Linked DNA regions of Homo sapiens: region 1 is linked to region 2. A link is an interaction called in ENCODE POLR2A ChIA-PET data of the cell type or tissue named here. Cell type or tissue: OCI-LY7. All regions are shown on one strand. Links, peaks and the distances in the headings refer to the core of each region. The heading gives the core; the rest is flanking DNA.

Region 1 (5,384 bases), core at 242-5,241, 62 kb before region 2:
TGTAAACCTTTGAACGTTACATCCATGAAATTCTGTTGTCCATTTAAATTTTCAGTAACATTTCTTTTTGCTGTATTTATCACATTTTCCAAAATATGAAAATGCTCTTTTTATTTTAAATGTTGACTATACATGAAAAATTAACTCTGGTTCTATTACTTCAAACTACCCCTTTATTAGCAACAGTTGTGCAGTCCTGTCAAGAAGAATTTTAAAAATAAAGTACCAAATTTGGAGAGTAGACACATCTGTTTTACTTTGCAGTTTGTTTTATTGTTTTATTCCCTAGAATATGAATTCACAACTATCTTATAACTGAAGACTAAAGAAAAAACATATGTTGGTGAATCTGATTTCTGCATTTTTTTCATTCAAGGGAAGTTGCCTCCCTCAGCTGTCTGCCAATAAGTAATAAATGGACTTGGCAAAAAGTTTATTTAAGTTGGCTTTATTAAGCCAACAAAATACAGAAATCAAGTAAGGGACAGACAGGAAAATCTGTTCCTTTGAAGTCAATAAAAATCCATCTCCTTAATCCTTTTTTTATTCCAAGCTGTGGTGATTTTTCTCAACTGACTCACTGAGAACCTTGATTTAGCTAATCTGTCTTGCTTAGTTATCTTTCTTTTCCAAAGCTTTCCTAAAGAATCATCCTTTCCCCTTGACAACTGTCATCTTTTGTACTTGCATAGTGGTGCATCTGGTTATAAACATTCTCTAGTTAATCCCGATAGAGATTTAAATACAGGTTTTTAATTACGATTCATATTTTAGAAGAATAAAAACAGAAGTAAATAGCAAGTTGAAACGAAAGGCACATAGAAATTACCAATGGGAGAAAGATGGCTAAAATTTGATACCATACATCTTTCCTAAGCTGTCTGTTTTAAACCTTTGTCATAGCTTTATTTGGTTATTGCTTATCTGTATATTATGGAAGAAAAACCAGGACTCATTTGAATGAGTCAATTGAATAACTCATTTTCCATTCCCCAACGTATCCACTGAAGGGCTATGCATCATGCAGAAATATATATGAAAATATATTCACGTTTGAAGATTTCATAATTTGACAGGAAGGGCATTATATTGATAGAACAAAAACATACATGGACCACAAGATATTTGAACTTCAACATCATTTAGCAATCGTTGGTTGAGCACAGCATGAGAAAAGGATTTCTTACCTAAACTAAAGAGCACCAAGAATTTCAGACATACGAACTCTCGTTGATCAAACTGGAGAGAACGAAGTTTTGCCACTAACTCCTGTGCATGACTCATGAGGTTGTTGAGGGTGGCTCCGGCTTGTGATGCTATTATGGAATAGTCCACCTGCAATACAGAATCACAGTTTTAAGGACTATCAGAATCAGCAATATGTATTTCACCTGAGTCGTAAGAACTATGGGTAAAATCAGATTGCAATACAGGTTTTTAAAATAGAATAGAGATGTGGGGTCTCACTATTTGACCAGACTGGTCTTGAACTCCTGAGCTGAAGTGATCCTCTGGCCTTGGCCTCCCAAAGTGCTGGGATTGCAGGCCCAAGCCACCATGCCTGGCCACAATACAGATTGATAACAGAAGGGATTTTCCCCATGCAAGTAGTTTGAGGCACATTCCATGATTCTAAAATGCATCAGAATTACTATGTCTGATAAATATAATCACTTTTGATAAGCTTTGTAGGAAAGAGGTTTTGGCTACCTAAATTTTTCAAGTATATATGCCTTTTTTATATTATGAAATTACATCATCACATAAGATAAAAAATTTTAACTCTCATGAATAAGGTGAAAGAAAAACATACTGTCCATGAAAAGTGAATCCAGGAGAGTGTTCTATGTATATACAATATTAACTAGTGCATGAGGAAAATAAAGGCAGATATATTTCTACTTGTATTATGAGACTACATTTTAAAGTAATCATAGTTCAAGATTGGATGTTTGTGGATGATGAAAGAATCACATTTAAATTATTCTTTATAGAACAGCAGAAGTGTTAATTTAAAAATTTAAAATAAATACAAATAAATTATTCTTTAGTTTTCTGTTTCCTAAAAAGCATGACATAAAACTGCTATTCTCAGATGATTACATTAGATTACATCAGATTAATGTGTTTCTCTCTAAAGACAGCAATAACTTTATTTAGGAGAATAATTCCGTTGTCTGGAAGCAAAAAAAGAAAAGGCTTATTTCCCTTTTCATTAAAAAAAAAAAAGTGCTGGCCGGGCACGGTGGCTCATGCCTGTAATCCCAGCACTTTGGGAGGCCGAGGTGGGCGGATCGCTTGAGGCCAGGAGTTCAAGGCCAAACCCCATCTCTACTAAAAATACAAAAATTGGCTGGGCGTGGTGGCATGTGCCTGTAATCCCAGCTACTGGGGAGGCTGAGGCAGGAGAATTGCTTGAACCTGGGAGGCGGAGGTTGCAGTGAGCCAAGATCGTGCCATTGCACTCCAGCCTGGGGGAAGAAGCCAGACTCCGTCTCAAAAAAAAAAGTGTTGCTAGGCACCAATCTTAGATTATTCATGGGGACATAAGAAGTTCAATTTATAACAAGTTAAGATGTTGGGATGGCTGTCAGTGATAGCACTGGCTTTGCTGCTGCGATTACAGCATAATGGGAAAGCCCAGTTGGTACCTGACGCTCCCATCCTTTTTTTACTGGAGAGCTCTCAGGCAACCAGATACTCTTTTAGGTGCATTTAATATTTGCAGCAGCAGCAAATTTGTCTGGGAGGCAAGTCCTCATCTGCCACTCACCCAGAGCAGACTGTATTAAATTTTTATATTTATTGACATTTCATTACCATAATTGACTGCACTTGCTTCTCTAGGAGAAGGCACAGGGCTGCCTCCTAAGCAGGAGAACTAGTCCCTTGAGTAGAATTTGCAATTAAAAACAAGGCAGAATGGATTTTTTTTATTGTGTAAATATGATGAGTTGAATTTTCAGCTTTAACTAGAGAATACTGGGTGTACAGAAACCTTTTTCAAGAGTGAGAAAAATTATGAGTCAGAGGAAAGATGACCCCCAAAGGTGTCAATCAGTTTATATAGAGTCAACTATGCATGAAAAAGCCACAGTTAATGTGTGTTAGAGGAAAGCTCTTGCATCATGTACAGCACTGTCTACCTGCTTTAGCCAGGTGCTGGCATCTACGCACTAAATTTAAACATCAAGTGTTGTAAGAACTCCTGTGGTTTCTGTTTCAGAATGTGTGAAAGAAGGGTCAGTACCTGGGCAACCTGAACCCTGAGCTGGAAGGAGGCAGGACACACTGTTGAACTCTGTGGGGCACATTGGGATTATTTGCAGAGCACACAAAGTGACGTCTCAACTATCATTTTGCCAGTTCTCTTACAGGGGAACTTTCTACTTCAAGGAAAGTCCTTACTTTAAAAAGGTGCCTATGCTATAAATTCTTTAAAAACTGCACATAGTCAACTACTTCAGATAATAATAATACAAATTTTACTGAGACTAATGGGATAGATGAGTGAATGAGAGCAGGAAGGCCTGATGGTACAACAGTGGTGGCAAAAGCCAGAGACTAGGTAAGAGACCCGAGCCAATGCTGCCTCTTACAAACGAAGAGCCTTGGACAAGTACGTATAAATCTCCATCCCTTGGTGTCCTTATCTTTAAGTAAGGCAGTTAAGTTAGGTGATGATAATAAGGTACCTCTCACTTCTATGATTATCAAGAATCATAGATGGGACAAGATTAACAATTTAAGCTTGGAATCAACGGAATGCGCTGTAGCTGTAGCTTAATATATACAAAGTATATTGTAGTAAATACCACTAGTTAAGATCCAGGTGCGGTGGCTCACTCCTGTAATCCCAGTGCTTTGGGAGGCCGAGGTGGGTGGATCACCTGAGGTCGGGACTTCAAGACCAGCCTGGCCAACATGGTGAAACCCCATCTGTGCTAAAAATACAGAAATTAGCTGGGCGTGGTGGTACATGCCTGTAATCCCAGCTACTCAGGAGGCTGAGGCAGGAGAATCGCTTGAACCCAGGAGGCAGATGTTGCGGTGAACTGAGATTGCACCACTGCACTCCAACCTGGGCAACAGAGTGAGACTGTCTCAAAAAAAAAAAAAAAAAGAAAAAGGCGAGGTGCGGCGGCTCATGCCTCTAATCCCAGCACTTTGGGAGGCCGAGACGGGTGGATCACCTGAGGTCGGGAGTTCGAGACCAGCCTGGCCAACATGGTGAAACCCCATCTCTACTAAAAGTACAAAAATTAGCCAGGCGTGGTGGCAAGTGCCTGTAATCCCAGCTACTTGGGAGGCTGAGGCTGGAGAATCGTTTGAACCCAGGAGGCGGAGGTTGCAGTGAGCCGAGATTGCGCCATTGCACTCCAGCCTGGGGGACAAGAGCAAGACTTCTCTCAAAAAAAAAAGAAAAGAAAAAAAAATCACTAGTTAAGGCCTGAATCAGGAAGACCATACTAAAATGAAACACAAATATGTTGGTATTAATTTTCCATTATTAAGATGGAGTTAATTAAATATTGTTGTGTATAGTTCTAACAGGTGTATAATAATAAGTTCAAATACAAGAATTTCATATGTGAAAATGTAGTACACTATAACGGAAAGGAATCTGTTTCATAGGATTATATATTTAGTGAGAGACCTTTAGTGAGATGGACCTCAAAAAATCAATTGGTTTACCAACAAATTTATAACTATACATTTATTTACATGCTAATTTGAAAGCTCAAACATGCTTATTAAATGGGGGCTTAGAAAACATTTCTTTCAAGGATATTTATCAAATTGCACAGCTCTAAAGAAGGATAGGTGATTTATTCTTGAAACAACATTCAGATCTCCAACTTCCTTACATTTTATTACAAACATAATTATATTTTCATTGTTGAATGCAGAGTTTGTGCTCATTTCAGGAGCAGTTGGCCTTGTCTTTTATGTACTTAGTAAAATTAATTTTTTGCTCTCTTACATGTAATCTTTGTGTCATTAAATTCAAGGGAGATATTGAAGCAATACTCTAAACTGATGTCCCCTTTAGATAAATTTCACTCATCATGAAAAAGTAGAAAACAGTTTTACCTAAATTGCTTTTAATTCTAATCACTGAAATTTTGATGACTTGTATATTATAAGATGCCTGTCATTTTAATATGATACACAATAATAGAAGATAATAAGTTGCCAGTAGACCTTTCCCTTAGGATGATGTTACAGTGGCTGTTAATTAGCAACAATATGCAAATACTAAAACCTGACCCCACTTCAAAGTACATTATTATTTTATACATACATAGATATATGTGTGCATATGTGCGTGTGTAGTTTTTAAAATATTGGATAGGAAATAATTCTTTTCATAACTAAGTTGC
Region 2 (5,384 bases), core at 239-5,238:
CCTAAGCGTGCTTCCTGAGGTATTAGAAGGAAAGGAAAAAGAGTTAATGAAGTAAGAAAAGAAAAAGCGAATTGGGACAGAAGAAAAGTGGACAAGGAGGAGAGAGGAGAAGATAAAGAAAATGATGTGCAAGGTTAGTGTGCCCCATGAAGCCAGCCAGGGCGCCCATGCCACTGGCTGCCTGATGTTAGCCTACTGTATGGAGAGGACACAGGTGTAGAGGGGAGTTAAGTTTTAAGTATCAGATATTCAAGAAATACCTAACTGCTGGGTTAGGTGACGTGGTTTATGTCATTTTTGTTGTTCTTGGCTGTGGGTGGTTTTCTTGGGTTAGAGCTTAATGTCTTTAACGTGAAGAATAGTTTAAATGGCCAATTTCCATGGAGCCATTCTGCAAATGGATGTTGAACTCTCAAAGATTTGTATGATCTACTTCCCAAGCTGCAGAAGAATAGGTCAGAGCAAAATCATTCTTTATTTATCCTGGAAAATAAAAAAGATCTATTTTACCATATAGGTTCAGAGGGCAAAGTCCTTCAAAAGTGTGTTGAGGGATGTCACATATGAGTCATGTTTTCTGTGTGTGTTTGTGTGCATGTGTGTATGTGTTTAACTTATTCTGTGACTTTGTATGACAGTGTGCAGACAGGGAACAGGGGGCTCAGGCTTAGTGGGCTCTACCTCCCCAACACTGAGGAAGTAACACTGGCAGCCTTTCCATAAGATCTGTGAGCAATCTGTGTGCCTGCTGGAAAAGCATAAGTACTGGAATAAGCAGGGACCCTAATTATTCTCAGCAAACAAGCATGTGGCTACTTCTAGGCAGACAAGCTGACAAAATTGCTTCTACCGATTGTTCAGTAGGAACCAGTGCCGAGCACTGGGAGGTTGGGAGATAAGGTAAGCCTACCCAGGTATTCACAAGCTGGGGAGGACCTCACTGCTAATGCATACCTGACTGCCTCATTCTGTGCCCCTCCAATTATATATAGCCTGGTTTTGCAAAATGAGGCTGAAGTCTCTGCAACCAACAAGACCCTGTTCCTGTTCTGATGGGGACATACTGAATTATTTTGTCTTCAGTTTCCTACGATGGTCTCCTCTAATTATTATTATTATTATTTTTAAGACAAAGTCTCACTCTGCCGCCCAGGCTGGAGTGCAGTAGTGCGATCTTGGCTTACTGCAACCTCCGCCTCCTGAGGTCAAGTGATTCTCCTACCTCAGCCTCCCAAGTAGCTGGGATTATAGGCAAGTGCCACCACGCCGGGCTAATTTTCATAATTTTTGTAGAGAAGGGGTTTCACCATGTTGGCCAGGCTGGTCTCGAACTCCTGACCTCAGGTGATCCTCCCACCTCGGCCTCCTAAAGTGCTGGGATCACAGGCATGAGCCACCGCACCTGTCTGGGCCTCCTCTAATATGAAAAAAAAAAACAAAAACAAAAAACAAAACCCAGCCCAGCGCGGTGGTTCATGCTTGTAATCCCAGCACTTTGGGAGGCCGAGGCAGGTGGATCACCTGAGGTCAAGAGTTTGAGACCAGCCTGGCCAACGTGGTGAAACCCCGCCTCTACTAAAAATACAAAAATTAGCAGGGCATGGTGGCGTGTGCCTGATCTCAGCTACTCGGGAGGTTGACGGAGGAGAATCGCTTGAACCGGGAAGGCGGAGGCTGCAGTGAGCTGAGATTGCGACACTGCATTCCAGCCCGGGCAACAGAGTGCGACTCTGTCTCAAAAACAAAAAAAAACAAAAAACCAACATAATAAATGTATGTATCTTCGGGTAAACTTACGAAAAACCACTCTCTTCGGTAAAAAATAATACAAGTCCTTTAAGACCTGTTGGAATATGGTAAAGAGGTGAGCATATTGATAATGGCAATTATCAATTATAAAGTACTTTAAATATCCTGCTCTTGCAGGTACAACATGCTGTAAACAGGGCATTTAGACAGGTGATAGTCAATTCATAGGAGATGGTTCTGTTGTAGGCTTTAAAAAACAACACTACTGAACCATTGATGAAAGGCCAGTTACATCCATGCTCCCAAAATGAAAGACAGAGACCAGGACCAAAAAAATGTATATGGAAGTTCTTTGTAAACAGTAAAGTACTTTACTGAAAGTACAATTTGGCTGAGCGTGGTGGCTCACATCTGTAATCCCAGCACTTTGGGAGGCCAAGGCGGGTGGATCATCTGAGGTCAGGAGTTTGAGACCAGCCTGGCTGACATGGTGAAACCTTGTTTCTACTAATAATACGAAAATTAGCTAGGCATGGTGGCGCATGCCTGTAATCCCAGCTACTCGGGAGGCTGAGGCAGGAGAATTGCTGGAACCCAGGAGGTGGAGGTTGCAGTGAGCCGAGACTGTGCCATTGCACCCCAGCCCAGGCAACAAGAGTGTAACTCCATCTCAAAAAAAGAAAAAAGGAAAAAAAAGCACAATTACGGCCAGGCGCAGTGGCTCATGCCCATAATCCCAGCACTTTGGGAGGCCGAGGCAGGCAGATCACCCTGAGGTCAGGAGTTTTGAGACCAGCCTGGCCAACATGGCAAAATCCCATCTCTACTAAAAATACAAAAATTAGATGGGTGTTGTGGTGCACGCCTGTAATCCCAGCTACTCGGGAGGCTGAGGCAGGCGAATCACTTGAATGCAGGAGGTGGAGGTTGCCATGAGCCAAGATCGTGCCACTGCACTCCAGACTGGGCGACAGAGTGAGACCCTGTCTCAAAAAAAAAGAAAAAAAATTGATTTAGCAAACTTTTACGAATCAATTAACTTGACATCTCTATGAGTCATTATGACTGACGGACGTATCCTCCACAGAGAACATGTTATACGAGAGCGATGGTCTTTTACTCCCACTCTGACCAAATGACCATACACTGTGCTCTCATCACTGGACTGTCCTAAAGATCAAACTAGAAAATGGCCTGAAAGCACCTAGCACTAGAGTAGGTGCTTAGTGGGTACCCAAGAAAAGTTACTTCTCTTCTCCTTTACCATATGACCTAGAGCAGAGCAAGGAAAATGCTCACGTCTGTACCATTTTCCAACAGGTCTTAAAGGACTTGTATTACTGAAAAGAATGGTTTTTCATAAATTGACCCAAAGATATGTAAATTCATTATGTTTTCTTTTGTGTAATTAGAGAAGGTCATCGTAGGAAACTGAATACAAAATAATTCAGTACATCCTCATCAGAACAGGAACAAGGGCTTGCTCTTGGCTGCCGAGGCTTAAGCCTCAGTTTGCAAAACCAGACTATATCGAACAGGAGGGACACAGAATGAGGCAGTCAGGTATGCGGTAGCAGTGTGGTCCTACTCTCACTGTTCAGATTCAGACACCTGACGATGGCCAAGCTAGTTAAACATGGATTTCTTGGGTGTGCCTCGCTATTCTCATGTTCTCCCCATGGTTCCAGTAGATAACATACAGGTTAATACGAACAGGACGCTCATAAGACATGTGAACAAGCAGACCCAGTGTGAAGTTATGATCATCACTACTCTCTTACCAAATATCCCAGCGCCCCATGGAGGATATGTTTCCATGGAAACTATTAGTGCTCAACTACGCTGAAACCATAAGTTTCAGGGAGCTTAAACTGAGTTTGCAGTTTGTAAATGTATACTCAACGAATAAAGCAAATTTACTTCTTTTTAAAAGTAACAAAAAAAACTCTAAGGACAAAAACAGATCAGGATTGGCAGGGACTGGGGTGGGGAGAGGAGTTTATTACAAAGGGACACAAGAGAATTTTAAAGTGTGAAAGAGCTGTTTTATCATTTGTACATTAAAAACAGTAAATTTTAGGGAGAGTAAATTTTACCTTAGTAGAAGTAACTAATGCATGGGAGTTTTGAGGTGACTGGTGTACTTTCAAGATATCCCAGTAAAGAACAATACACATCCCCACAGTAAGTGGGCATGTTCCACTGCCCCACAGTGAGTTGGCCATAGCACAAACAGGCATTGACTGAGAAGAGCTGATTCTTTCAGTGAATTGTGAGCAAGAAGAAAGCTCAGAAGAAAGCAAGAAGAAAGATAATGGCTTTCTGAGTCTACAATAGACACATGCAATATACGTATGTAAGCAAGAAAGGCTGAAATAACATAAATTCTCATCCAACACTATCAGCCACACCAAAGCCTTCTGTTTCAGGTCTGCTTGGAAAAAGATATAAAAGCAGATGCTTAACACCTGAAGAGACCTTAGAGACCATGAATCAAACCTGCTGATTCCAACATTCTCTCCAAATTCACAAAGACAGAACACTTTCATATCTACCTTCAGCGGAAGAAAAACCAGTTTTATCATTTCCTTGTAAACCTATGCAGGTTCGATTTATTTCATTCTGGCAACTTTGTGATGAGTATGAGAACTGGCAATAGATGGCTTAATGTGCCTTGAGATCAAATTTTGATTGGAAAATTTTCATTCATTGAAAAATTTGACTGGAAAACAAACTTTAATGTTTATTTTCTTTGTGTCATCCTTGTGCTTCCCAGATTAGCTACTTTGCATCCAGAGAAGTGAAAACAAAGGTAAGTAAAGTGGCTATTGCTCTGTGACATCACATGGCAATGAGGAGTGCTCGTGTTGGACCCATGATTCCTGACCCCAACTCTCAGGAGAAGGCAAAGAACAGCCATATGGCAAGTAAATGTGGTAGACACCGAGCAGGATCCTCTCTCTCAGTTTCTCTTTCTCTCCCATAGAAAAGTAGGGCTGGCTGGGCACAGTGGTTCACGCCTGTAAACTTTGGGATGCCGAGGCTAGTGGATCACCTGAGGTCAGGAGTTTGAGACCAGCCTGACCAACATGGAGAAACCCCATCTCTACTAAAACATACAAAAATAAACCAGGCGTGGTGGCAGGCGCTATAATCCCAGCTACTCGGGAGGCTGAGGCAGGAGAATCACTTGAACCTGGGAGGTGGAGGTTGCAGTGAGCTGAGATTGCACCATTGCACTCCAGCCTGGGCAACAAGAGTGAAACTCCGTCACAAAAAAAAAAAAGTAGGGCTGCCAGGCACAGTGGGTTATGCCTTAATTCCAGCACTTTGGGAGGCCAAGGTAGGAGGACTGCTTGAACCCAGGAGTTCCAGACCAGCCTGGGCAACGTCGCAAGATCCCATCTCCACAAAAAATAAAAAATTAGCTAGCGTGGTTGCATGCGCCTGTGGTCCCAGCTATTTGGGAAGCTAAAGTGGGAAGATGGCTTGAGGCCACAAGGTCAAGGCTGCAGTGAGCTATGATCATGCCACTGCACTCCAGCCTGGGCAACAGAGAGAGACCCTGTCTTAAAAAAAAAAAAGTAGGACTAAGTAAATTTACTAAAGAATATAGCTTAAAATTGGGGCAGATT

Evidence for each region. ChIA-PET counts read pairs that join two places held together with the same protein. Peaks named below come from ENCODE experiments on the same cell type or tissue, not always from the same donor. Only the 100,000 strongest peaks of a DNase experiment are listed, where the experiment ranks them.
Region 1: POLR2A ChIA-PET joins it to region 2 with 5 read pairs; 3 of 35 experiments call an interaction of 5 or more read pairs at or near these places.

Annotation. Positions count from the first base shown.
Region 1 is chr1:200,116,759-200,122,142 of GRCh38, reverse strand. NR5A2 (nuclear receptor subfamily 5 group A member 2) reads right to left here. Exons shown (of 8, transcript NM_205860.3): 7 at 1,188-1,335. Among named protein-coding and RNA genes, the nearest start is that of NR5A2, 92 kb to the right of the region's middle. In OCI-LY7, for the core only: no CTCF peak of the experiment used is centred there; a DNase peak (open chromatin) is centred at 3,112; H3K27ac peaks cover 434 bases.
Region 2 is chr1:200,054,852-200,060,235 of GRCh38, reverse strand. The region is part of intron 5 of NR5A2 (nuclear receptor subfamily 5 group A member 2); the gene reads right to left. Among named protein-coding and RNA genes, the nearest start is that of NR5A2, 30 kb to the right of the region's middle. In OCI-LY7, for the core only: no CTCF peak of the experiment used is centred there; no DNase peak of the experiment used is centred there.